Regions from separate parts of the Homo sapiens genome. Here all the other regions are linked to region 1. The links are chromatin loops, found by intact Hi-C in ENCODE. Cell type or tissue: heart left ventricle. All regions are shown on one strand.

Region 1 (4,000 bases):
AGAAGTTTCCCTTTTTGTGACCTACTAACTAATGAAACAGGTTGACAAAGAGAGTATCGGACTATAAAAAAGGAGGAAAGACGGATCTTGTAGGAAATTCTGCAGTTTGGTCCCACGTAGGCTGACACACCAATGTTCTCCTGCCTTGATATTTAAGGGTCCCCCTGGGCCGGGGTCAGTGTGTGAGCCCTGCCCTGTACAATTCAATTCTGTTTGCAAACTAAACTGCTGGCCCGTTTGTGGTTGCCTTGGCACTCCTACTTAAGTCTTTTGCTGTTAATATTTTGAAATTTTGAATAAGTATGAAGGTAAAATAGTTGTCAACATTTGCCGGATATGATCTGTTTATATTATTTTATTTATTTTATTTGTTTTGAGACTGAGTCTCGCTCTGTTGCCCAGGCTGGAGTGCAGTGGCCTGATCTTGGCTCACTGCTCCCTCCGCCTTGTGGGTTCAAGTGATTCTCATGCCTCAGCCTCCTGAGTAGCTGGGATTACAGGCTCCCACCATCATGCTCCACTAACTTTTTTTTTTGCTGTATTTTTAGTAGAGACGGGGTTTCATCATGTTAGCCAGGTTGGTCTCAAACTCTTGACCTCAACTGATCTGGTGCCTCGGCCTCCCAAAGTGCTGGGATTACAGACATGAGCCATCGCGCCTGGCCACCAGGTATGATCTTAACTATTTTAAAGGTCATTATAAAAGAACTTTCCTTAAAAATCACTTTAAGCAAATGTTTCCTTATTAGAAGTGTTCCTTTGCATCCCATTTCCCTACTGAAGCATATGAAAAGGCATTTTCTCTTGTTTTGTTTCTGAATCTGATATTTCATTGAGAATATTTTTCTTGCAAGGGTGAGAAAAGTCACTACTCTGTTGTATAATTTGAAGCCAAGTATTACCATCCAATTTTTATCCTAACAGAGCAAAAAATTCAGCCATCTAAGTATTTATGATCATCCCCTTCTCAGTATTTTAATAGCTTGAAAGCAATTTTAAGCAAATTGGTGGTGGTATCTGGTAGCAAATATAACCTTCTCCAACGTAGGGCCCACACTCCCCATCATCCATTTCTGTCTGTACCAAACACACGCATGCTTATGGTAATGGTTGTGCAGAGGCGGCTGTCCTGTGTGGCTGCTCTGGAAATGTGGGTTATACCATCCTTGAAGAGAATCCCTGTGGGTGAATTATAAGAGGTTGAAGACACATATTGTCCAGAGTTTAAAGTCACAAAAAAATAAAGCATTTTCTTCGTGGTAAGACTTATCGGTAGGGCTAGAAAGGACGTAATTACATAGAATATAAATTATGTTTTCATTGCATGTATATAAATGGTGATGTTATATATCTAGGTAAAAATCCTGAAACATAGAAGTGAATTAAAGAAGTGTTTTAAATAACAGATAAATGTGCATTTTCCTCAATAATAACTCATTTATTCAGTTTTATACTTTTACATTGTTTTATGCTTTTATTTGATTCTCATCATAAGTCTATGAGGTGGACAAGGAGATATTGTTTGCTCATTTAGCTGATGACAAATTACATGCATATTTAATCAAGATAGAAAAATCTTGATTCTCCCTTGGCAAAGCTGAACTAAGGATAGATTAAATACATGCTGCACTGCCCCAAAGACCAGATAAAACCCTGCAGCTGTCATTACCCAGACAAGGGAGGCAAAGCCAGGATGATTCTGCCCTGGATTTTGTGAACTGTGTCAATCCATTCCCTTTGCTTTGGGAGTGGTATATTGCTCTGGGAATCACTGACAATATGGGAGGAGAAATAAAAACAAGCTTCTTGATTTCCAGTTCTGATCTCTGAGCGCTAGAGGACAGTATTGTTCTCTGCACAGCGCGCGGAGAACCCGTTCTAGGAGAAGTGATGGGACCCCCGCAGTCAGTATACCCCACACCTTCCCAGGCTGGGCCTGGGCCATACGGATCAGGGATGGGATGTGGCTTTGCATCTCCAGTTCCAGATGGCATCTCGTTCCCCAGCCCTGTGCATTCACAGAGCTTTGGCCTCTGTACTGAGTAGCGTGGGATGTATGAGGGGAAAGAGACAGTCTGTTCATTTACATGTTCTGCGTTGGGGTTTCATTACGTCTTTTAGCCCTTGAAACCTCTTCCTAAGTGATAAGCTATCAATGAGTGATTGTTATCATAGGCTCAGAGATTTTTCAGCCTGATTTATTTAAACTCTAGAGAAAGGAAAACAGGAGATGATGGCTTTGATCATGCTATTTGCTATTCTGAAAATTACAAAGGGAGGGGAGAGAGAGAAAAAAAATCTCTGCTCCCCTAATGAACTACTATATAAAAACTGCTATATAAGAAGATACGCGGTGCGATCCCCAGTGTAACGTACTTCACTGATGTTCAACATGCTTCCGTGGGCGTGTGTGGGTGGAAAGATGTTTCTTGTTACTGCCAAACAATCCAGTGTTTCTAGAGATAAAAACAGCCTGTAAAAGTTTTCTACTGTGGAGAATGACAGGCTTTGTGGCCTATGTGATATGTGCTCTCTATAGTCCAGATGAAGACAGTAACTACTGATCTGTGAAACCTCTGCAACACAACGGGGCTGCTCACGGCCACACGCCTGGCCTCACAGGTGACGCCTTCGCCCTCCTCTGGGTTCCCTGTTTCTCCCTCCTCCGAACTGAGCATCTGTCTTCTTCTGACAAGTACTTTCTGCTACCTTGTGCTTCAAGTCAATTTCTAGAGACACCAGATAGATTTCAATTCTGTAAAGATTTACTACGAATCACACAGTGCTGGACGACGTGCTAACACATATTCACATATGATGCTGGCTCCAGAGCTCAGTAAGCTGAGCACCTCCAACATCCCCCTCACAGCCATGGCCTGTCCTGCAGGTGCTGGTTTCTGCTGCAGACACAGGCTCTCCAGGCAGCCCTGTGCTCTTTGCAGCTATTCCTGGAAGCCTTGGGACGTCTCACCGATGCCCTCCATGTTCGGTTCTGCACACCTGCCCTTCTACGAGTCTCTTCTCTCAACGCCTCCTTACCCGGTTGCTGTCCATATTGCAGAAGAGGGCAGGGCCCAGGGAGCTGAATCCCGGCAAGTCCACGCTGCTGAGCTCCCAAGACCTTCAGTAAAGTAGGATTGTCTCTTTCACACCTAGCCCTGCATCCACCGCCATCGACCCAGGGTAAGGACCAGCACATGAAGGCCAAACTCCTTCCCTCGTTTCCCTTTACACCCATGTCTGCCTGTGAGAAGCCCTGGCTCATTCTCCTTCAGCCACAGGCCTCAGGAAGTCTCCTCCCTAGCGGTTGTCTCAGGCACTCTGGGTTCCAGCATGGCCTACGTGAAGCCTTCCTTAAAAGTGACAGCGCAGGACGTCCCCACTCAGGAAGCTCACACTCACGACTGTGCCTCTTCCTACACTCAGTAGAGTAAACTGTTTACAGTAGATGCTGACCAAGTGTTAGGTGAGAGTGGTGACGATGAGTGTGGAAATCTGCCTTAATTTTATGAGTTACCAACCTGTCATTGACTTCATGTTCATTCTGGCAAGAGCTAAGAGAGATACTATTGAGTATTTTAACACAGACTTCACTTGCTTGGGTGAACTGTAGACAGAATCCATCTTTAATGACCTATTTCTGTTACTGAACTGAACTGGTGTCTGCTCTCCTGTGGGGTGAGGCCAAACATCCACACCGTGGTTTGCAGCAGGGGAAAGCAAGGTGTTTATTTGCAGGATGCCAAGGAAAGAGAATTGGGCAGCTTACAATTGAGACCTGACCTCTCGGTGGCTTACAGGTAGGAGATTTTAAATCTGGAGAAGCAGAGATTGCAGGCAAAGAAGTCAATTAATATATTGAGGCTCTATATTGGTTTGGCCTAAAAAAGTAGGGTGTCATGAAGCAGGGTTCCACAGGTCACAGGTGGATTCAAAGATGTTGGGGTTTGCAATTGGGTAAGGAGGTGAAGCTTTATCTAAATACCCCATGACTTTACCA
Region 2 (4,000 bases), 160 kb after region 1:
TTTCTTTTTCTTTTTTTTTTGAGACAGAGTCTCACTCTATCGCCCAGGCTGGAGTGCAGTGGCTTCGTCTCAGCTCACTGCAAATTCTGCCTCCTGGGTTCAAGCAATTCTCTTACCTCGGCCTCCCAAGTAGTTGTTATTACGGGCACCTGACACCATGCCCGGGTAATTTTTTGTGTTTTTAGTAGAGACAGGGTTTCACCATGTTGGCCAGGCTGGTCTCGAACTCCTGACCTCAAGCAATCTGACTGCCTTGGCCTCCCAAAGTGCTGGGATTATAGGCGTGAGCCACCGCACCCGGCCGTTCAGTGATCTATTTGCTCTTACCAAGGCGTTTTCTCTTAGTAAACTGTTAAATAATTCTTTGCCTGCCTCCACTTCCCAAATCTTTAAAATTAAATTTGATGAAGCAAATATAGTGATAGTGGTGATGATTTCAAATCTTCAAATGTAATAGTAAGTTTCAGCTGGATGTTTCTATCCTAGTTTTTTGCTTTATAGAAAAGTTTACAAATCAGCATGTAAAAGTCTTACTGTACAAGTAATAAACGGAGCATCACAAAAATAAACGTGGTCCTTTAATTCTAAGAGACCACTTCTTTTCAGGGCTTTTAATCTCTTTCTTTGAATCTAATGTTTAGTTGTGGGGAAAATTCAATGTGATATTCTTTGCTTCAAAGGTATTTTGTTGGTGGCATGAGTGTTTTTCTTGAGGTATGTTTTTGCCCTTCTGTTACACTCCGGCTTTTTATAGTATAATGAGAACAATGACCTCATTCTCTCCAGTTGATAGTAATAATGGCACACTTTTTATAACTTGAAAAGGCATCTGCTTATTGATAAGAGAGTTAAAATTAACTATAACACAAGAGTTAGCCATTGCATACTTCACCTTATCTTGCAGACCACAATAAATAGGATGGAAAACATGGAAAGCTTGTGGTTAATCTTTGTAAATAATAATCTGTGTTCCTGTAGAGACCTTTATCTTCTTTTTATGCTTTATTTCATAGCTAAAAAATTAAAGAACCCCATATTGTTAAATATAGCCCTTTCTAAATTGTACAAACAACACTAAAATGGGGAGAAAATTAAAGGCTTATAATGAAGAGGTTATATTTAATTCACAATCATAGCATTTGATAGATTAATAAAAATGTAAAAATGGACAAGCTGATTTTTCACACTTTGGAGGTGACACACATCTTCCACCTAGGTCCACACTCCAATTACAGTTTCTGAGTATGTCTGCTTAGAAATCATAAAAATACCATTAAAACTGGAGGTTTAATTCTAAACAAGAAGAAGGATGATAAATGAATTTAAAGACCCTGGCAAGATAAAAAACTTGAAAACTGAATAATGAAAATAATCCTATGCAATAGCACTGGTATTTCTAAACTAATCTGTGAAATAACTCAATTCTAAACAAATAAGAAGACAGTATATTAAACATGTGGTCTTTTGTTTATGAATTAAAGCTGTGAGTATATTGAATTGGAGATAGTGATAAATTCCAGAAGGAAATAAGCATAGGACGTTGCACAGTACTGTAATGATCCATCCATGTACCTGTCTCCCTAACTGAATTAAAATATCCTTATAGGACTGCATATCATTTTTATCTCTTTTTCAACCTCAGTACCCGACATTGCCTGGCACACACAGGCACTCAATAAAGGTCTATATTATACACATTGTTGAAAGAAGGCAGATCCCATCATTCCTATTCTAGGCCACTGCTCTTTAAAAATGTTTAATGCCGTGTTTCCCCTAATGTAAAAATGCAAATCCAGGTGGAGGGACGTGCCTTTAGTCTAATTAGCATGGTATACCTTAACATAATAATTTAAGGTTCTTGAGAGCTTCTCAAGATTCCTTCCGTGTCCCACCTCTCCACTGGCCTGGCGTGCAGTGCATTGGCACAGGCAGGGATGAGGGGGCATAGAGGTAGGCACTAGACCCGTGAGCAGGTTTGACTACAAGAGTCCCAGGGGCTCTACAAGAGAAGGCGGATGGGTACTAACAAATTGTACCAGCTGCCCAACTGTAATTATGTTCAGGCTTAACCACCAATCCAGAGGTGTCAGGTGTATTTGAGGAGGGAAGACAGCCCCACCACCACCCTCAGTGGAGGGGAAACAAGAGGGGGACCTGAGGTTGAAGGGCAGAGGAAGAAGAGGCAAGCTTCCTCACACCAGGGCAAAAATGATCATGTAACGTGGAACATTCATCCAGGAAATATGTATTTCTTGCATATTGTGTGTGAAATACTATTAACTGTTTGAAAAATACATCACAGGCAGTGGCTGCCTTCAGTGAGCTAAGAGTTTTGTAAAGAAGTCAAGGGCTTAGTTAAGTGCACCGCAAGGTAAGCAGTGATCTCAGCCACCAGAGGGATCTAAGTGGACCTTGTGTTTAGGAGGAGAAATTCCCTTGGCAGCCATGCCATCATGGCGAGCCTGGACTCCCATCTTGGGACCCACCAGTTCACAGTCCTTACTGTAAAATAAATGCAATTTGCTCAAAGTCAAATATATCCTGTCGCTCTCATGCCTCTACAACCTGTCAGTAGCCATTCTTCATTGCTTTTCACATCACTGAAACCCCATACCATGTCCTACAAGGCTCAAGGCCCTGCAGAATCTGCCTGTGTGCAGTTTGAAGCTGCAAAGCCTGGCACCTTCACACCGGATCTGTAGTCACGGCCCAACACCTACTGGGTCCCCCTGTTGCTGTTGCTCTTAGTAATGCTTCTCTCTCTCTTTTGCACTTGCAAGCACACACACACACACATATACATACACTGTTTTTTATTCAATTTGTATAGTGTTTCTGGAAATTTTCTTCCTCTGCATACTCTCTACTCCGGTAGTTGCTGTGGTTGTAATGCTCTCCTCCCTGCTCCCAGCACCTTGTTCATGCCACCGTCATCTCTCATCCGGACTATTGCCAGCCTTGCCCAGCTTCCAGTTGCCCCCTAGTATCAAGTATCCACACAGCAGGCAAAGTGTTGTCTATAAAATAGAAGTCAGGGCTGGGCGCAGTGGCTCACGCCTGTAATCCCAGCACTTTGGGAGACTGAGGCAAGTGGATCATGAGGTCAGGAGTTCAAAACCAGCCTGGCCAAAAACCCCATTTCTGTTAAAACTACAAAAATTAGCCAGGCACAGTGGCAGGTGCCTGTAATCCCAGCTACTTGGGAGGCTGAGGCAGGAGGATCGCTTGAACCTGGGTGGCAGAGGTTGCAGTAAGCCAAGATCGCACCACTGCACTCCAGCCTGGCAACAGAGTGAGATTCCATCTCAAAAAAAGAAAGAAAAAAAAAAAAATAGAAGTCAGATCTTTTTCCACCCCTTTAATTAAAATGCATCTGGAATAAGATCCAGATTCCTCTCTGGGACCTCTAAAGCACTCTGTTAGCTGCCTGCCTTCTTTCTCCTCCTCCAGCCTCATCATTTGAATCCTTCCTGTCCTCCCACCTACACTAGCTTCCTTTTGGTCTCTCAAGCACTCAAAACACATTCTGACTGCACAGACTCACACATTCCGTATGCTCATGTAAACCAAAAATAAAATTCTAAGCCCCCCACCCGACTGATGGACCCCACCCCCCATTTTCAGCGAAGGACATTCCAAAGAAACCTTCACCTTCAGCCAAGGGCATTCCAAAGAAACCTGAAAACATTCGTTCAGGCCACAGTGGGAAGTGGAAGTTGAACATCCCTCCTTATACCCTCCTACCTTTGGAGTTCAGGCACTGACCAGCATGAACATTAAAACAGAAATCTGCCGACAAAACAGACTGTTTATAGCAATGATGCCAACAAGATAGACAGCAGGCCCTGAAAGAAGTTGAAGTATTTTACCCCAAAATGTATTTCTTTGACATCTTTTGAAATGGCCCAGCAAAGCTGTCTCATGGGGAAAGTCTGCATTCTACAGAGAACCCCTTTCCCTTTCCATGATCCAAGAGAGAATAAGCTAAGAGTCTGGCATC
Region 3 (4,000 bases), 230 kb after region 1:
GACCAGGGAACAGCGTGGCCACAGAGCCCAGGCATGCCCAGCCCCACCGTGACCAGGGAACAGCGTGGCCACAGAGCCCAGGCATGCCCAGCCCCACCGTGACCAGGGAACAGCGTGGCCACAGAGCCCAGGCATGCCCAGCCCCACCGTGACCAGGGAACAGCGTGGCCACAGAGCCCAGGCATGCCCAGCCCCACCGTGACCAGGGAACAGCGTGGCCACAGAGCCCAGGCATGCCCAGCCCCACCGTGACCAGGGAACAGCGTGGCCACAGCGCCCAGGCATGCCCAGCCCCACCGTGACCAGGGAACAGCGTGGCCACAGCGCCCAGGCATGCCCAGCCCCACCGTGACCAGGGAACAGCGTGGCCACAGCGCCCAGGCATGCCCAGCCTCACCGTGACCAGGGAGCAGCGTGGCCACAGCGCCCAGGCATGGAGCGATGGATTTCATATAAATCTGCAGGGCCCTGGGAGCCATTGGTATGGCTGGAATGCAGGATGCCCGATATGGAGAGATAGTGAGTAAAATCGAGCAAGCAGACCAGAGCCAGATGGCAGGGCAACTGTGAGACATTTCAAGCAGGAAGGTGAAATAGGATTTCCTTTATAAGATAGTTTCTCTGTTGTGAGAGCACCACTGAGGTAGGGTGGGAATGAATTCAAGAATTTCACATAGGGCCAGGTGGGGTGGCTCATGCCTGTTAATCCCAACACTTTCAGAGGCAGAGGCAGGAGGATTACTTGAGCCCAGTAGTTTGAGACCACCCTGGGCAACACAGTGAGATCCCATCTCTACAAGAAAATTTAAAAAAAATAAGGGAATTTCCTGTAGGAGGACAGTACAGTAATCCAGGAAGAAAAGATGAATGGCTCAGCTGAGACAGGACAGTAGGGCTGGGGGAAAAGTGCTGGCGTGGAGAGATTATGGAGACAGAACCAACAGTTCTCAGCTGGCATTTGGGAGTAGAAGCAGGCTATGGTTTAATCACCAGGTTTCTGTCTTGGGAAAACAAGACATGGAAAAAGTGTTTTGGGGGAAGAAGATAGTGAAACTGGTTTGAGACTTTCTGAGATGGAGATATAGGTGGAACACTTAGGTGGATATGTGGTTTTAAAAAAAATGTCTAGACCAATAGAAATATATTGAGCAGCAAAGAGAAGCCACCTATGTAATTTTTAATGTTCTATCAGCCACATTTTAAAAAGTAAAAGGAAACAGATGACACCAACTTTTATAATATTTTTAACCTAGTACAGCCAAAATATGATTTCAACAAGTATAAAAAATAGTAATGATTTCCTTGACATTCTTTTTTTTCGCATCTTGTGTGTATTTTGCAGGATAACACATCTCAGTGCAAGCAAGGCAGGTGCCCGGGAGCCACATGTAGCCCGTGGTTGCCATGTAGACCTTCAGAGAGAGGCTGGGCAGGAGGTGTCTGCTGGGGATGGACTAGGATAAAAACCTTCTCTGAAGGTACAGATCAAAGATTGCTGAGGCAGGGAGGGTGCAGCAGAGGTGAGCTTGTCCCAGTGGCAGGAGAGAGGAAGGAATTGCCGAAGCTGCCCCGACCTCTTTCTTCTATTTTTGAGGGTGTAGGATGTGAGATTGGAGTCTCAGAAACTTTGGAAACTTTGTTTATCTCTGTTGAAATTTACCCAACAAGAATCTGCTATATAAATTTGCAGGGCCCAGCGCAAGATGAAAAGGCAATTCCAAAAGTATGATGAATAAGTTATAGATGATGACAGCAGGGTATCAAACAGAACACCTGGCCGTTCTAAGCACAGGGTCAGGTGCACATGCTCAGTTTGCAAGCTCATGAAGCCCGCCTATACACACTACTTGTGTTTTTAGGCATCATCTGTGAACACTCTTGCCTACTGTGAATCAAACACAGTTTACTTAGTGAGATGATTAATGACTTTGAGTTACTGTGGGGTATTGCTGCTGGGAGCCACTCTTCCTGGCTGGAGGTGAAAGCAGCTTCTCCCCAGGCCAGAGGTCTGGGTGCACCAGTCCTGTTATATCCTTCCCACATTCCTCACATAGGCAGGACTTCAATCATGCTCAGACACCATCACCCTGACCCTCAGTCACACACCCAGGACCTCAGTCATGCCCAGAAGCATCATGTCAAGGGGAACCACCGAGTCCCCAGCCTGCTAGAAATCTGGCAGCTCCTCATTATCATTCTACTTATAGAAATTCCTCTTTCTCCACACCTTGTCATGGTAAAAGCATCCAACATGGATGCTTTAGATTGGGCTTCCTCAGAGGGGTGGCGGGGGAGAACTGGACCCAGGAAACACCATCTGAATTCCCTGAGATCAGCAGGATATCTAGAGAGTTGAGGCTGGGCCATGTATCTGCAGTTCTTGTCCCAGGACAATGCTTGAAGACACCTTATTTAGATTTTTATATTTGTGGCTGTGACTGCAACTCCCCTGCCTTAAAAATGTAAATTTAATGATCACTTTCAAACTGTCCCTGTAGTACATTATTTATGAACATAGGACCTTGCCTCCCTGAATAGCACCAAGCGCCCATGGCTCAGACACTCATCAGTGGGGCCGTGCCCCACCCACTGCCTGGATTTCCTCCCTCCTCCTCCTTCTCCATCTCTCCACTCTCTTTCTGCTGCCCTCTCTCCCCACCCTAACGTCATTTCTTTACCTGGTTATTTTTAAAATCCAAAAAACAATTTGAAGTGACATTTGTTATACTTAAGAAACAATTTTATGTCACCAATGTTTGGTCACTTAGTTTTAAAAGTCAGTAAATAACAGTATTTTTTTTTCTTTTAAAAAAGAAAGTAAAACAAATGCTTTTTGACAGACTTTCCCTTTGTATGTGCCTTGTCAAAGGCAGGGCTCCTCCAATTCTGCACCAATGTCCTTCCAATTTTGCAGGACAGGAAGGGGCAGGCCAGGCAGGAGCCTGCGGGGACCAAGGCCCAGTCATGGATTTAGCTTTCGAGGAGGTGTGGCCGCTGCCATGTGACTCCATATCTTTCAACCACAGGCTTGGTCTCTGTAAAAGAAGGATGCTGTGCATAGATCATAGGACCAGTCGTTCTCTTATATGAAGTAATTTGTGCAAAGGATACCTCACAGGGCCTGGCACATAACTGGCTCTCAGTCCATAATAACTTCATCATCAATAAAAAAAATCCCCAGAGATGGAAAGGAAATCTTTGGCCCAGACACGCTTTGTTTTGTCAAGATCTCCCAGAGGTATTGACCAAACAAGGCTCAACTGGGTCAAAAATAAAAAAATACACAGAATAAAAATAAATTTCCATAATAGATAAATAAATAAAAATCTTCTTAATATACAATCCATTTGACTTTCCGTGATCATGTTGTTCTTTAACTGTTGAAGTCCAACTTAAAACTCAAAGAAACTTCATTAGAGTATAACAAACACACTCTTGTATCTTCTGGTCCCAATTAATTACATTGCACTAAGGCAAACTAATCATCTGGAGATAAATTATGTGGAGTATTCACGGCAAAAATGATGACAGGATAGAATGTGGGAGCTCACTGTTTTCTAAAGACCTTATTCCCAAAGAACAGCCATCCTGCCACTGCCTAGGCTAGTAGAGACTGCAGTGCCACAATCCTGAAGCACTTGCTTGAGAATGCATCATATGATCTTTTCCCAACAGAATTTGGATTTACCTGCTTAATGGTGTTTTTCTTGGGCTGATCTAAAATGAGTCTTCACATCACATGGTATTGGAGCTTTGCGATCTGCAGGGTTAGTTAAGAAAGTAAAATAACAGTAAGTATTCTTATAAATAATAATAATGGCCACCATTCATTCAATGCACAGTGTGTCAGGCAGCGTGCCAAATTCTTTAAATACCTCTCATTGACTATTCACACAAACGCTCTGATGAGTACATTATTCTCATTTTACAGAAGAGGAAACAGGCGCAGAGAAGTTAAACAACTTGCACAGGGTCACACATGTGGGGAAAGTGGGATTCC
Region 4 (4,000 bases), 140 kb after region 1:
GGCTAAATGATCAGACCTCTTCTGTCATCCTTTACGTCTCCCAAGTCCCGGTTCTCTCATGGTGCTGCTATTCTTTTCTTGGTACAGATCTTCTAATTTCCTTTTAGCATGTACTTTCCCACACGGAATCCCATGTTCCAGATTGACCTGAGCCGTGGATAGCAGAGCAGAACCAGACCAGGCCACAGGCCACGTTGTTTTCTTTTCTTTTTTTTTTCTTTTCTTTTTTTTTTTTTTTTTTTGAGACAGAGTCTTGCTCTGTTGCCCAGGCTGGAGTGCAGTGGTATGATCTTGGCTCACTGCAACCTCCGCCTCCCAGGTTCAAGCAATTTTCCTGCCTCAGCCTCCTGAGTAACTGGGACTAAAGGCAACCGCCACCATGCCCGGCTAATTTTTTGTATTTTTAGTAGAGATGGGGTTTCACTGTGTTAGCCAGGCTGGCCTCAATCTCCTGACCTTGTAATCTGCCCACCTCGGCCTCCTGAAGTGCTGGGATTACAGGCGTGAGCCACCGCACTGGGTGGATTGTATACTTTTCTTATTGCAGCCTAGAACACCTTAGCCTTTCTGCCGCCCACCTCACATTTCCTTTCATAAGAGTTTCTAGCAAGGAATTTAAACCTCTCTGGACAGTCCGGGAACAAGTCACTATGCCTAAATGCTTTCTCAGTCAGTCCATCGTTTTCCCCAATCGCCCAGGGGCTTGCTATGTTCACCTGTAACACATCGTATTTGCTTGTGAATACTTGTATTTACCAGCTTGTCATGTGGTTTACTAAGGGGCGCAGTAACTTACAAGAGACATGTCTAATGCTGTGGATTTTCTCGGAACTTTTAAATAGGGTGACAACCTGAGAAAGTTGCCTGTTGGCACCTACGCATCAAAACAGAAAGTTTAAAAATCATGCATTACTTACTTTATGGAAGCTTAAATGAATAAGACCGAATTCGTATTTTCTAAAAAGATGTGCCCAGAGTGTCATGGGAAGTGGAGTGGGCGTGTGTGAAGCACGATTTGGCTTCTTTTCATGCTACCTTTTTTCTCTACAGAGATGCCAAGGATATTCTAGAGGAATCTTAAAGAGCCAAGTGTTCAGGTTCATTTATGCATTGTTATATATTTTATTCTTGCCTAAACACTTTGAAGAGTAAAATGAGAGATTATAAAAATAGCTAGTTCATCCTTTTATCATTTGAGTTTATATGTGTAGTTAGTAGGCCTAAGGAGATCATGAGAAAGAAACTGTGAAATGTTACGCTTTTGAGCTGTCATTGGCAATGCAGGTGACCTCAAAAAGTGAATGGAGTCTATGTGTATGGAAGTGATCTTGGTGACATTTGGCCTCTGAGCTGTAGTGGGCATCCCTAGACACTTCTGCACTCTGAGTTAAGCCTTCATTATGTTCTTGGCTTTCCCTAAAATGCTTATTTATTCAGCAGTGTGAGAAAATGAAAAGACAGCAGGTGCCCGGGGGTGCTATGTCGTATTTCAAGGGCAGAAATGTGAAAGCACAAGAGCGGGCTTTTCCTCGCCCTTGGGCTCTGCAGTTCACATAAGAGGATTTGCTAACTTTCCCATCCCCAACGAGCCATCAGAGGGCTACAAAGACCACTTACTTCTAGCTTACGCCTTAACAGCTTTGAAGAAGAGGCCTGTGAGCTTATGAGTATCTGTAACTTCAGTTTTGCTGGATTGCACCTTCTTTCCCAGCAACATTAATTAAACATTTTGATTTTTTTTTCTTCTTGTTGCTCTCCTTCTCAAGATAAGTCCAGGCAGGTGTGGAGGAGCCGCTGCGTACATTGAGAACAGATGGTGGATTTCATGTATCAATTTATGCCGTGCCACCACTTCGGCTGCCTGACTTTCTGTAGGGAAATCAGCAGTATGACTGTAACTTGATTACTAAAATCATTGCATAAAGTATGTAGTAAATTCTCCCAAGAACTGAAAGAGGAGTATGCCAATACAATACGAGAACTATCTAAAGAAACTCCCTACTGTCTGAGCATTCCGGGAATACACCGACTCCATATAAGTCTGTGTGTTGGAAACCTCTTAGGAGTCAAGAACTAAAGGCAGTTGAGAGATCATTGTAGGAAAGTGGTCCTTTACTGAGGAAACCATAGTCTAGATGATAGGTCAGTGGTCAACTGCCTGCTCAGATCCAGTCCTGAAACCCAGAAAGGCCAAGTTGATGGAAATCATATTCTCACCTCTACTCAGCTCTGCTGGGCCCTCATTGCCATTCCGGATTTCTTTTGTTCAGATCTTACTAATCCTTTATTTTTTGGAGCCTTTATTTTGAGCCCTTAGCAAAAATAAAACTTTTTTATTTTAAAAAACAGCACATGCTTATTTTAAAAATCAAGAAATACAGAAATGCATGAAGAAGAATTCAAAATGTCACTCAAAGTCCCAATCACCCTACTATAAACATCAGGAATGTTAACTGATACATGTTAACATTTGTATTAACAAAGATTTAAAGATTAATATTTATGTCTATAAGAATATCCAGATAGAAATGATAAATGGGAACAATTCCCATATATAGGATCTATAAACATGCCAATTTAATTTTATAGTCAGGTTTATTGAGGTATAATTTATGTACAATAAAATTCAACCATTTTAGATATATAGCTCTATGAGTTTTGACAAATACAGTCATGTAAACTTCACCACAATCCAGATACAGAATATTACCTCCACCCCGTGAAGTTCCCTTTGGAAGGTACCTTGAACCTTCTTCCTCCCCCACCTCCTGATGAAAACTGATCGGACTTCTGTCTCTGGGGTTTTGCTTTTTCCAGAAAGTCTTATGGATAACATCATACAGTATGTGGACTTACGTGACTGATATCTTTCGCTTAGCAAAATGCTTTTGAGAGTCCTCCACGATATTGTGTGTAATGATCATTTGTTAGTTAAAAAAATTATTTTTAGATATACGGTCTTGCTCTGTCATCCAGGCTGGCATACAGTGGCATGATCATAGCTCACTGCAGCCTTGAACTTCTGGGCTCAAGTGACCTCCCACTTCAGCCTGAGTAGCTGGGACTACAGGCACATGCCACCACACCCGGATAATTTAATTTGTTAATTTTTTGTTGTTGTTGATGAATACTATTTCATTATACAAATGTACCACATTTTGTTTGTGTATTCACCAGTCAAAGGACATTTGAGTTGTTTCTAGTTTCAGCTATTATAAATAAAGCTGCTTTGAACATTTGTACACAGGACTTTGTGTGGATGTAGGTTTTCATTTCTCTTGGATAAAAATCGAGCAGTGGGATTGTGTTTAACACCATAAGGAACTGGCAAATTGTTTCCCAAAGTGGCTGCACCATTTTGCATTCCCACAAGCAGTGTTATGAGAATTCTAGTTTCACCTCATCCCCACCGGCATTGATACTGTCAGGTTTTAAAATAATGTAGTGGTACCTCATTGTGGTTTTAATTCATATTTTCCTAATGACTTAAGCATCTTTTTTCTGTGCTTTGTTTGTCAATAATATATATTCTTTTGTGAAAAAATCTATTCAAATCTCTATACCATTTTAAAAATTGAATTGAGTTTTTATTAATGCATTTAAAAGTTCTTTTTATGGTTTAAATATAAGTTCTTCTCCTGATAAGTATTTTGCAAAAATTTTTCCCTGTCTGTGGCTTGCCTTTCTATTCTCTTAGCAGTATCTTCCACAGTAGAGAAGTTTTTAATTTTGGAAAAGTTCAGTTTATCAATTTTTTTCTTTTATGGATTGTGCTTTAGATACTGCTTCTAATAAATATTTTTCTAATCTAAGGTCGTGAAATTTTTTTCTGTATTTTCTTCTTTAAGTTTTATATTTTTAAGATGTACATGTATTTCTATGATCCACTTGAGTTCATTTGTGTATAAGCTGAGATGTTTGTGTTTTGATTTATAGATAACCACAAGCTCCAGAATTATGTGTTGAAAAAACTATCCTTTCTTGTCTTTGTCAATAATCA
Region 5 (4,000 bases), 240 kb after region 1:
TGTCTTTTACGTACTTTTTACTTAATCTGTTCCCCAATGCATCAGTTCAGTTTGTCCACGCCAGTCTCTCTTAACCATTTTCACTTAAACAAGTCAAGCCTGCTATTCATTATTGCTGTTGTTTGATCTTTCCATTCAAAGTATCCCTGTCTTGCTTTATTTGGTGTATATTCACTCAGTACATTCTAGCGACCAGCCACTGTGCTGGGAACTGGTTGTATTTTGTTTTTAAAGGAATCCTATCCTCAAGGAGCCTGCAGTGTAGTAGGAAAAAGAGGTAAACAGCAACAACAGCCTACTGAACCCCTCCTCTGCAACCACTTGATGGAGTAGCCAATATTCATGCAAAGTCTCATTTAATCCTCTCAGAAACCTCCCAGAGAGGTAGATGGGGTTGTCTGCTATTTTTTTTTTTTTTTGAGACAGAGCCTCAAAAAAAAAAAAAAAAATGGATGAACATCCAGATTGGAGTGCAGTGGCATGATCTCAGCTCACTGCAAACTCCACCTCCCGAGTTCAAGCAAATTCTCCTGCCTCAGCCTCCCAAGTAGCTGGGATTACAGGTACACACCACCACACACGGCTAGTTTTTGTATTTTTAGTAGAGACAGGGTGTCACCATGTTGGCCAGGCTGGTCTTGAACTCCTGACCTCAAGTGATTTGCTCGCCCCGGCCTCCCAAAATGCTGGGATTACAGGCGTGAGCCACGATGCCCAGCCTGTCTGCTATTTATAGATAAGGAAATCCAGGCTCAGGGAGATTAAGTAACTCTCCTAAAGTGACATGGCTTGCCATGGGAGAAGCCACGCCTTGAGATCAGCTGTGCCTGGTTCCAAACCCTCAGTTCTTTCCTTGGAATGTAATCACTGCTGTGATAGAGGGATACTTCTTCAATTACCATTCATTATAACCATAGTCAATCAATGTTAAGTTAGTGTGTATTTGTTTGTAACAAGGTAGATAGGATTATAACTCTGCTCCTCCCCCTGCTAGAGGAATGATAGACTCTCACAGGGCCTTACAAAGTCCATTCTTCTCTATTTCTTCCAGGTCATTTCTTTTAACGCCACTACCTTTCCTCTTTAGCCTTCTCTACTTACTAAATGAAGCAGTGGTAATGCTGTTGCTCGAAGGAGACTGTTATGTCAATCATAGGACAAAGTGATTAGCTCAGATATGGGGATTTTCTTAATCCAGTTGTTTGACAGTCCCATGTATTCTTGTTTAAAATTAAAATAGAAAAAAAAACCCAAAACATAAAACTTTGAATGTGAGCTATCTGAAATAAATGATAAGGAAATTAAATTCAATATCTAGGTGTGCCCAATCCATTTCATTTTCCCCAACAGCAAAGTAAAAGTCTCTATATTTTTGAAGATCAATTTGCAAATAATTTTTTTCCGTGTAATGTAAACAAAATGGTATCTAATGATTCCAGTGTGCCAGGTGTGGTTTTCCAGCATTATATTCTTCACCCCTCTTCTTAATGCTTTAAGGTAATGAACGATATTCCCATTGCTCAGATGAGGAAAATGAGGCTCAACGATTATGCCCAAACCAGGGAGCTAATTCGAGGAAGTACCAGAAACTTAACTCAGAACTCTTGATTCTCCAAGCCCATGCTCTTAAGATGATGATGGAAACAGCCTCAGCCAACACGTGGGGAGGGCCTCCTGTGAGTTGCTGTTGTTTAAGAGCTTTGCATGTGTTAACTCATTTAAGCCTCACAACAATTATGAGTCAAGGGCCACACAGTGCCTATTTGGTGGGTAAGAGAACTGAAGCCCAAGAAGATTGTAGCAGCCACAGAAGCTGGCAGTAATAGAGTTGGGTTTGATGGTGGCGGGTAAGTACAGACCACGCTCTCCATCATTACACTCTCACACAGCTCTTGGCACATGTGACTAGAAAGACAAAATATTTACACGAGACTGTCTGTTATAAAACGGAATCGTTATGATTTATATTCATTTCTTCCATTCATGATACTTAATCAGAAACCATGACACAGGAACGCTTAGAACAATTTTCATGTTGCCTGTGTATTTTTAACTTTGTTTAACTCTGAAAATTCACCGGCCGCCTAATCAAACCTACCTTCCCCTCCATTATGACTGACAGCATTCACCATTTTAAGAAACCACAGTAAGATTCTTACAGGTTTTTTGTTTTTTTTTTTAAACGCTCAAAGTCAATACCTTATGGCCTTGAATAACCTTTTCAAAATTGCTTTTTCTGTCCCGAGGACACATTTCATCTTCAATTTAGATTTAAAAACTCCCTAAACTCCATCGAAGCAACCCTGTTGAAAGCTCTCTGAACAATGATCTGGCAGTGTCCACCGAGAACAGAATAAACAATGCGTTCCTGTTTTGTGTTTCCTGTTGATCACTGCTGTGTTCTTATTTCTCTTGATATCACTGATCAGTAAATTGTAGTTTTAGAAAAAAGAGCCAACTACTTCACTATATTTAGAGTCAAAAATATTCAAATGATGCAGCTCCCGGGGCGTTAGGCATGTCGGCTCATTTTTCATGGCAGATTTTGCTCCATTAGGAAATGATAATGGGCCGGAGACTTAATGCCACAACTGTTGTAAGCATTCGTTGTTGATGCCCAGAAGTTCTTTCAAAACTTCTGGAAGTATTTTTTAACTAATATCTTAATGGCAGGCCTAATAGTTTATTGCTGTCGTTCAGCCGGTCTAATGTAAGGAAGGTTGTTTTTAGATGATTGTTTTGTTTCTGTTTCTAGCTTTCATGGAACAGATGACCTCAATACAGTCATTTCACCAGGTTGGGTTTGCCTCAAATAACAAGAAATCCCACGGACAGGTAGCCCAGAGTAGGTTCCTCTCTATCCTCTCTCCATCGCTGTATCATCTCTCTGTTAGCATGCACCCCCACAGAATGACATCTGCATTTCAGTCTACAAAAAGAGGAGCAGAACAAGGTTAGAAAGAAAAGGACAGCCTGGCGCGGTGGCTCACGCTTGTAATCCCAGCACTTTGGGAGGCCGAGGTGGGCGGATCACGAGGTCAGGAGATCGAGACCATCCTGGCCAACATAGTGAAATGCCGTCTCTACTAAAATACAAAAAATTAGCCGGGAGTGGTGGCAGGTGCCTGTAGTCCCAGCTACTCGGGAGGCTGAGGCAGGAGAATGGTGTGAACCCGGGAGGCAGAGCTTGCAGTGAGCTGAGATCCCGTCACTGCACTCTAGCCTGGGCGACAGATCCAGACTCCGTCTCAAAAAAGAAAGAAAAGGACAAGGAAGCCCTCTTCTCGGGAGGTTAGTGTCGTTACTGTGCATATGAAATTTTCAACAGGATGCCTTGCCTTTAGCTTATTGGTCAGAAACTGCAAGGAATCCAGGCAGGTCAGTTGTTAACTGGCCGTACTGTCAGGATTCTGTAGTGAGGAAGGCTGCAAAATGGATCCTCAGGAGGCAGAAGGAAGTGTCTACCACACCTCTTACCTACTTGACTTATTTTACAGAGTAATGAATATGGGAATAGTGACTTAATTGTAAAATAAAACATCAGACAGAACCTCAAACTGAAAATGATCCTCGAAGGAATTCTTGCCAAGAAAAAGAGGGCCCTTGCTAGAAGGTCAAAATGTGAGCATTTACTCTGATTCAGAGGGCAGCTTCCTGCCTCTCTGCCTGAAACCAAAATGTCCATCACTGCGGGCAGGATATTCCCTCTCATGCCTGCCACTGGAGACCAGTCTACTTCTGCTTACCCCGAGGGTCTGAACAAAGACTTCGCATTTTTTTTTTAAACTACAACATGGTTACTGATCTCTTAACGTGTCTCTCCCATACCTTTTTGTTTAATGGATTGACTTTGCTGGTTAAAGCATTCCCTTCCAGACTTCTCTATAATATACTATACATAAAATCAAGAATATTTGCAGGCACAGAGGTAAACCAATGAGGTTGCTAACAGCCAGAGGTGGCCAGTCCAGGAACTTTAGCTTCCCAAGGCCTCACTTGG
Region 6 (4,000 bases), 240 kb after region 1:
TCAGTAAGGCAGTTGCAGTCCCATGCCTCTATCTGCCTTTCAGGACACAAGTGTAGGGAGCTTGCATGACTGGTCTAAAGTCACTCAATGTATGGGCTTTAGTTTCCAGCCCGATGCATGCATTACATTGTTCAGCAGGTGGCATACCATGGGTGAGGTTCCTGTAGATGACCCGACGGATGCTTGCTACGTGCCCAGAGCTACCAGGTATCCTTATTTTTCTTGCATATGCTTCACTTCATTGAGTGTGGTTGAAGCAGACAAGCATAAAAGGTGTTACTCCAGGCCAGGTGCAGTGGCTCACGCCTGTAATCCCAGCACTTTGGGAGGCTGAGGTGCGTGGATCACCTGAGGTCAGGAGCTTGAGACCAGCCTGACCAACATGGAAAAACCCCATCTCTACTAAAAACACAAAATTAACCGGGTGTGGTGATGCATGCCTGTAATCCCAGCTATTCGGGAGGCTGAGGCAGGAGAATTACTTGAACCTGGGAGGTAGAGGTTGCGGTGAGCCGAGATTGTGCTATTGCACTCCAGCCTGGGCAACAAGAGCAAAACTCCGTCTCAAAAAAAAAAAAAAAAAAAAAAAAATGTTACTCTACTTAGTCTAGCCTTCATTTTGCTTACAATGTGCGTGACTTCAGCACTTCCCTGTTCATCCCCATCCCTTCTTTTAGTCAGCATTAGCTGATTTCTATAGGAGAATCTGACTGCTGTTTCAATATGTCTTTGAAACTCACGCCAGTGTTTCAGATGGTCTTGCTGCCTCGCCCTAAGCACTAAAATATTTGACTAAGAGAATGACACATTGTTCTCCTGGGATACTAGACAATGCCACTAGAATGACAGGGACCAGGGAGGTCTCTAAACATCTATAGCACAACTCACTCTTCAAAGGACTGCAGGGGTAAAGAATGTTCTCTAGAAAACAATACTCATGGGAAAACTACATTTACTTCCTTCCTACTGGGATCCTCTCAAATAATAGGAAGCGATGAGGAATCAATTGAGAATTCTGTGCTGTCTTGGGAAAAAAATGTAAAACAACACTCAGAGAAACCCTCTAAATATATGTGTTCAAAAACTCACGCCCATGAAAGTCCTTGGAAATCACCACAGTATCTTTTAAAAATTACTAAATTTAGCCACATATGGAAATCTGCACAGTTTTTCAAATATATTTTGATTATTTAACCAACATTCATATAAAATTTACAAAGCAGCAGATTTTTCCATGGCTGTTTCAAATAACAATTTTCACCCTCACAACAACCCAATAAAAAAAGGTCTCATTACAGAGGAGGAAACCGAGGTATGGGGAGGCTAAGTAAGTGACCTACAGCCACAGCCACGCGTAAGTGGCAGGATGAGGATTCGAACCCAGGCACCCTGACTCCAGACTCTACTCTTAAGTATTATGCACTTTTAAAAGTTTTCTGAAAGGTTCAACCAAGAAAGTGAGAAGCAAAGCTGCAGATGGTCTTTGCATATAGAATTGGAAGTTTTAAATGTTACCAGCGTGAGCCCAGATTCTCTCTTACAGTGAGGATTTTATTTTTACCAAGCTCTGTGAAACACACAACGCTCAGGTGCCGCCTGAAAATGTGAGAAGTCATTCGGCAAACTAATGAGGTTATTCAGACACACTCTTAAAGTTGGCGTGCTCGTTTATTTAAGGCCGGAACAGAGGTGGAGCGAATAACAGAAGGCCTCTCTACTCCAAAATATGGGTCTTTCTCACCAGTTCTAACAATTGTAGAGTTATTGGGGTTAACAAGATCCTCTTTTGGGATGTAAATACCCTCTAATATGGTTTGATCTGTGTCAACTATGCCTTAATGATGTACAAATGATCTAGATCCTGGCCTTTCCACATCCAGTCTGATGGGACTCAGTGCTTGCTTTAATCTGGAATCAGCTGTTCACGTATGCAGATGCTCGAGTCACATCCAGAGTCATTAAATCTGACTCTCTAGGGGCGGGGCCGGGGTACTGGTGTTTGTAAAAGTTTACCTTATATTCACCCAGGGATGACAGACACTACTTCATATCATTTCTCTCAAGTTTCAACATGTTTACACGCAGCCTGGGGATGTTGTGAAAATGCACATGCTGGCTCAGTAGGTCTGGGTGGGGCCTGAGGTTTTGCGTTTCTAACAAGATCCTAAGTGATGACGTTAATGTTGGTCCGTGGACTACTTTTTTAAGAAGCAAGGCCCAAGACCAGCGGTTTTCAAAGTGAGGTCAAGAATCACCCGGGAATTTGTTAGGGATGCAGAATTTCAGGCCCCGCCAGACCTACTGAATCAGACGCTCTGGGGTGGACCCAGCAATCTGTTTTTACGAAGCTTCTGGGTCATTGATGCTCACTACCTTTTGAGAACCGTTGGCCTGCATGGCACTGCCCAGTAGAAATAGAATGCAAGTCACATAGGTAATTTTAAATTAGCTAGCAGTCAGATTTGAAAAAGTAAAAAAGAAACAAGTGAAATTAATTTTAGCAAAATATCCTATTTAACATACTATGTCCAAAATACTGTCATTTCAACACATAATATAAAAATTAATGTCATAATTTACATTCTTTTTTCAACGTGTGGTCAATATAAAAATGATATGATAGTTTACATGTTTTAGGAAGAGACAACATTAATCTATTTTTATTTGTACAAATTTGTGGGGTACAAGGAGAATTTTGTTACATGGATGGACTGCATAGTGGTAAAGTCACGGATTTAATGAATGTGTCCATCACCTGAATAATGAACATCGTACCCACTGAGTAATTTCTCATCATTCACCTTTTTTTTTTGTATAAAGACCTCAAAATCTAGCATGCATTTTACACTTATATGACATCTCAGTTCTGACTAGCCGCATTGAGCTCAGTAGCCACATGTAGCCACCATATTTGGAGAGCAAAGCTTTACACTTACAGCAGAGATGATGGTACTGACTTTCACCAAATGCTTGCTGTGTGTCAGACATTACCCAGGTAAGCATTTTCTGTGCATTATTCCTATGAGCCCTATGACAACTCATTATTATCCCTGTTTTATACGAGAGTGGGTTATGTTGATCTTTGTTTCCTTAATGCCATAGCTTCTCAAGGAAAGCCAATATTTAAATGCATTATACCCTTTTTTGGTATAAACTATTATAAGGAGGAAAAAGAAAAAAACAATTAAAAAATGTGTCTGTCTGCAGCTAGGCTTCCAATTATTACCAGTAGAATTACCATTCCACATTGAGGCCAAGAGAAACAAATATCCCATGTTAGATTGGCAGGTATTTAAGACATAGTAAAATGTAACCATTTAAAATAAGTGAAAAGAAAAATGCTTTATTCTAGAGTCATTTTTTAAAGCCTGGTATACATTTTTAAAACAAAGTTGATCTTATTTATAAAATTCAGATTAGAGATTTCAAAGTTAATTTATAATTTTTTAATTTGAAATACAGTTTTAATATAAGGTCTATTGAGCCAAAGGATTTCACTGTTTTTAAATAGTACTTGAAGTAGTAGTCATGTAACCCTTTTTTTTCACATGGCATAATCCTCAGTATTTTCCATAATCTATTTCAGTGTCTTTCTTTAATGGCAAAGAAAGAATTGAATTTGAATTTGATATAAGCATCTAGCAACCAACCCTCACATTAATTATAAAATATATCAGGGCATTTTTTTTTTTTTTTTTTGAGATGGAGTCTCACTCTGTTGCCCAGGCTGGAGTGCACTGGTGCGATCTCAGCTCACCGCAACCTCCACCTCCCGGCTTCAAGCGATTCTCCTGCCTCAGCCTCCCAAGTAGCTGGGACTACAGGCGCGTGCCACGACATCCTGCTAATTTTTTGCATTTTTTTTAGAGATGGGGTTTCACCATGTTAGCCAGGATGGTCTAGATCTCCTGACCTCATGATCCACCTGCCTCAGCCTCCCAAAGTGCTGGATTACGGGCCTGAGCCACCGGCAGTTTTTTATACTGAATTCAGGTTGAAG
Region 7 (4,000 bases), 280 kb after region 1:
AGGTCAGAAGTTCGAGAACCAGCCTGGCCAACATGGTGAAACTCTGTCTCTACTAAAAATACAAAAATTAGCCAGGCATGGTGGTGCACACCTCTAGTCCCAGCTACTCGGGAGGCTGAGGCAGGAGAATTGCTTGAACCCAGGACGCGGAGGTTGCAGCGAGCCAAGATGGTGCCACTGCCCTGCAGCCTGGGCGACAGAGTGAGACTCTGTGTCAAAAAAGAACAAAAAGAAAAAGAAGAAACTCTAACCAGATAAGAGAGACTACGTGGATCCAAAGAAATCCATCGCCCTTCTGAAAAACACCCCTGAAACCATGCCTTCTGGTGATGTCCGCGGAGGACTTTGAGACACAACTACGAGTGTTTGAATTCTGTCGCGAGTGAGTCCTCTTTCCATGACCTTTCAAGTCCCAGAGGCGCAGAGAAAACATTGTCTCCTGTAAATCTTACCCAAAGGCCCCTTGATGAAAAGCCACCTGCTGCTTTTCCCTCTATGCTTCTGTCACTTTGTTATTCCCTCTATTATTTCTTCTGCTGCTTCCTTTTCTGTAGTTCACAGAGTGGGAGGATAGAGTTAGGACTTTGGTGATATCGTTTGCTTCTCTTTCTGTAGAGACAACAAAAATGTGACCAGGAAACATATCTGTGAGGCTTAGGCTGCCTCACTTTTCAGAGAGGCCAAAATGGCAGTAACAGTCATGGCCAAGAGCAGTCACTGCAGCGATCAGTCACACAGGCTTTCCTCCCCACGTAGCCCGAGGGATGTCTTCAAATCGGGGGAGGGGGTAGATAGGCTTAAAAATGAAATATATCCGTTGAAGAAAACTAAAAAGAGAATGCATTTGTCTATTGCTGTTTTGTCTTTTGGCTGTGGAAATAATATTTAAATTTAAATTCTCTCCAAGTATTAATCTAAGTATTCTACTAAATATAGCTATTAAGTATAGTGTGATTGCTTGCAGTCTAAGGAAATTTGTAATAGGTCGCCATCAAATCAGGATCTGCACCTCGGGTGCACAGGTGCTATGAGGAAGATGTGATGTGAGGTTGGAAGGAGCCCACTGTGGCTTCAGTCCTCCTTGTCTACCTGAGCATAAGTCTGGACCATGATTAGTTAATTCTTAACGCAAGTGAAGCAGGCATTTTTTTTAAGACAACTGTCTAAAAAATATGAACGCCAAAAATTGGAACAGTCCCTGATCTCTCCTTACTTGCGGGAGAATCTGGGAGGTCTAGTTTGTGTTCTTACTGGCCATGTTCAGGTTGGTGCTCCCCTACCACCGGCATGCACTCTCGGATAGAGACACTGCTTCCCTAGTCCCCACTGACAGCACCTGCTCGGGCATCTTTGCAGCATCCCTCCCTCTCCATCCCTGATTAGTCCCACATCCACCTTCCCCCGCTGCAATGGAGATGTACTCACTGCCTGTATGCCCACCTACCTCAGAACAAGCCACCTGCATCACACAGGGAGAGCGGCCAGGTACTGTCCATCCCTGAGCCGGCCCACAAGTGTCTTCTGTTTTCTTTACCCTCTCCTTAGCACCAGCTGCCTAACAAAGTCAGCGGGCAGCCAGGGCAAAGAACAGTTTGGGCGACTTCAATATGACTCTCTCTTCTGAGCCCCCAATCCAAAAGAAGGCTCACCCTTAGTGAATGTGCCTTTGCCAGAGGGTCTTCCCTAGGGTGAAGGGGAAAATCATGTTTCACAATTTCAGGGAAGTCTGAATGGTAGGAGCCAGGTTTTCACATTCTGGTCTTTAATGCATAGTGGCCATTCATTCCATTAGGCTTCTTATGTCATGACATAATTTCATCTCTGAATGTTGGACCATTTGGTGGACTTGGACATTGTCAGTTCATCAAACAGTTTTGAATTTGTGGAAAGTTCTCATTCTGAGATTCTGAACATTCAAAGATTAATCCGATGTGGCAGGCTCATTAGTGCCACCACCTGCCTGCATGGTTTGCAAGATAACATCACTTCATTGTTTGATTTGAGCTAAAGAAGATTAATGATCTGAACAATGATAATTTATCAATATTCTTCTATGAAATTCAACCAAAACCATAGATCTCGTTTCGTGATGCAGAGTCTAAAATAGTCAATGGACTATTTCTAGCCCAACAGTACACTGTAGACTAGAGTAATATGCTGATTTAGTGAAACAGAAACCTGGATCCAAAACCCACAAAGTACTCTTGGGGACCCTGGAAAAGCCTGCATGGACCTCCTACAGTTCAAGTTCCACATGAATGCAATAATGCATACAATGGGGTACATTGTTTCAAAACCACCAGCCCACATGTAATCATTGTGTAATTGAATAATTATAATAGCATCCAACCATATGAAATTTTAGGAAGTGAAAATTGGAGATCAAATAACAAAAAAAGAGAGAAGGGAAGGAGGAGGAAGAAGAGGAAAAGGAGGAGGAGGGGGAGAAGAGAAAGGGGGAAGTGGAAGAGGAGGAGGAAAGGAAGGGGGAGAAGGAGGAAGAAGGGGAAGAAAGTGGAAATGGGAGAGGAGGGAAAGGGGAAAGGTGAGGGGGACAGGAGGAGGAGGAGGGGAGGAAGAAGAAGGAGAAGGAGAAGAAGGAGGAGGAGAAAGAGGAGGAGGAGGAAAGAAAATAGAAGAAGGAGAAGGAGAAGAAGAAGGAGGAGGAGAAAGAGGAGGAGGAGGAGGAAAGAAAATAGAAGGAGGAGGAGGAGGAAAGAAGATAGAAGAAGAGGAAGAAGGAGGAGGAAGAGGAATAAGAAGAAGAAGGAGAAGAAAGAACCAGAAGAGGAGGAGGAGGAGGAAGAGGAGGAAGAAATCATCTGAATCAGGAGGAGGAGGGGCTCACCATCAGAGTCTTAGTTTGCCCTGTCCTTCCACTCATTTGCTACCTGAACCCTCTTTCATGTAGAATTTGTGGGAGTTGGGGAGGGGAATGCAATGTGACTGAATAGATTTTGAAGCTAACAGAGTTCTAAACTACTAGGTGTGTACATGGAAAGGAGGTGATAAATCATTGTGTATCACAGTTTTTAGCTCTATGTTTTCATCCTCAGCAATGAAGGACAATGTGGAAGAAGCCATCACGAAACTCAGCCTGGTTTGGGACTGCTTTTGCTTCCGAAGGGCTATTTGTCTGTTCTTCACCATCCCAGGTAGCAAATGGGGAGCAAATTGGGAAATCTGCGCAAAATTAATAGCCCTATCAGGAATCAAGCGGGTATGCCAGAGAGAGAGTTGAAAACAGTCTGGGTTTTCATGCTGCACCAAAATTTAGTGAGCTCAAAAGACTTATTAACAGCAAATTTCCCCTAAGCAGCATGTTGTCAAACTAGCCTGCCTCACTAGGATGCCACGAAAAAATAATAAATGGAAATTATTGTAAAAATATAATTTAAAAAGGACAATGTGTCTAATAGAGTAGCACTCCGGAACCTCAACCTTACCCCCTTTCTAACCTTGAGATCTAAGGCTTAGATCTAGATTTCTTTCACAGATGGGTGTAAAGGAGATGCCTCTCCAGGAAACCAGCTGGTCGCCACCACGTCCAAAGGGCTGGGAGGTGCATTCGCTGTGCCCGCGGGGCTCTTTAGAGGTTAGGATGGTGCTGACTCATGCTGCAAGTTGTGCAGCTGTGGAGTGTGTCAGATAGAGTGCAGACAGTCTGAACTTCAGAAGCTCGTGTGTCCCAGGTGTGCAAATCCCACATCAAGTAGCACAGGTCAAGGCTTAGGACACGCCCAGAATCTAATGTGTCAGATTCATGAATGATTTTGGCAAATATTCCTCTTGCCTGACTTTCCTACATTTTCTCTCCTTTTCACTATAGCAAATATATCTTTATTTATGATTCTCACCTCATTTAGTTAAAACCTTTGCTAAAAGTTTATTTTTATTGTTACCGTGATAACAGCTAATGGCATGTGAGTGTTTACTGTGTCAAAGGCTCTATGATGTATAGTTTAGGGGGATATCTTATTGGATCCTTGAAGAAAAATGC

The links. Hi-C counts contacts between places; a loop is a spot of excess contacts. Peaks named below come from ENCODE experiments on the same cell type or tissue, not always from the same donor. Only the 100,000 strongest peaks of a DNase experiment are listed, where the experiment ranks them.
Region 2: a loop joins it to region 1, with 2.7 times the contacts of the local background. A loop is called at or near these places in 11 of 110 quality-filtered maps.
Region 3: it touches region 1 in a loop (2.3-fold over the local background); 13 of 110 quality-filtered maps call a loop at or near these places.
Region 4: it touches region 1 in a loop (2.6-fold over the local background); 12 of 110 quality-filtered maps call a loop at or near these places.
Region 5: a loop joins it to region 1, with 2.8 times the contacts of the local background. A loop is called at or near these places in 18 of 110 quality-filtered maps.
Region 6: a loop joins it to region 1, with 8 times the contacts of the local background. A loop is called at or near these places in 17 of 110 quality-filtered maps.
Region 7: it touches region 1 in a loop (2.3-fold over the local background); 8 of 110 quality-filtered maps call a loop at or near these places.

Annotation. Positions count from the first base shown.
Region 1 is chr4:186,019,598-186,023,597 of GRCh38, reverse strand. LOC124900830 (a long non-coding RNA gene) reads left to right here and starts at 633. Exons shown (of 3, transcript XR_007058420.1): 1 at 633-670. In heart left ventricle, a CTCF peak has its summit at 1,832; no DNase peak of the experiment used is centred here; H3K4me3 peaks cover 316 bases; H3K27ac peaks cover 1,246 bases.
Region 2 is chr4:185,860,932-185,864,931 of GRCh38, reverse strand. It overlaps a transcript of SORBS2 not described here. Among named protein-coding and RNA genes, the nearest start is that of SORBS2, 51 kb to the right of the region's middle. RefSeq lists a silencer at 1,134-1,236. In heart left ventricle, no CTCF peak of the experiment used is centred here; no DNase peak of the experiment used is centred here; H3K27ac peaks cover 2,795 bases.
Region 3 is chr4:185,792,884-185,796,883 of GRCh38, reverse strand. All of the region lies in intron 1 of SORBS2 (sorbin and SH3 domain containing 2), which reads left to right. Among named protein-coding and RNA genes, the nearest start is that of SORBS2, 17 kb to the left of the region's middle. RefSeq lists enhancers at 1-187, 188-704. In heart left ventricle, no CTCF peak of the experiment used is centred here; no DNase peak of the experiment used is centred here; H3K4me3 peaks cover 339 bases; H3K27ac peaks cover 2,516 bases.
Region 4 is chr4:185,882,797-185,886,796 of GRCh38, reverse strand. It overlaps a transcript of SORBS2 not described here. Among named protein-coding and RNA genes, the nearest start is that of SORBS2, 73 kb to the right of the region's middle. In heart left ventricle, no CTCF peak of the experiment used is centred here; no DNase peak of the experiment used is centred here.
Region 5 is chr4:185,783,400-185,787,399 of GRCh38, reverse strand. All of the region lies in intron 1 of SORBS2 (sorbin and SH3 domain containing 2), which reads left to right. Among named protein-coding and RNA genes, the nearest start is that of SORBS2, 27 kb to the left of the region's middle. In heart left ventricle, no CTCF peak of the experiment used is centred here; no DNase peak of the experiment used is centred here; H3K4me3 peaks cover 385 bases; H3K27ac peaks cover 3,076 bases.
Region 6 is chr4:185,776,599-185,780,598 of GRCh38, reverse strand. The region is part of intron 1 of SORBS2 (sorbin and SH3 domain containing 2); the gene reads left to right. Among named protein-coding and RNA genes, the nearest start is that of SORBS2, 34 kb to the left of the region's middle. In heart left ventricle, no CTCF peak of the experiment used is centred here; no DNase peak of the experiment used is centred here; H3K27ac peaks cover 740 bases.
Region 7 is chr4:185,742,551-185,746,550 of GRCh38, reverse strand. All of the region lies in intron 2 of SORBS2 (sorbin and SH3 domain containing 2), which reads left to right. Among named protein-coding and RNA genes, the nearest start is that of SORBS2, 68 kb to the left of the region's middle. In heart left ventricle, no CTCF peak of the experiment used is centred here; no DNase peak of the experiment used is centred here; H3K27ac peaks cover 837 bases.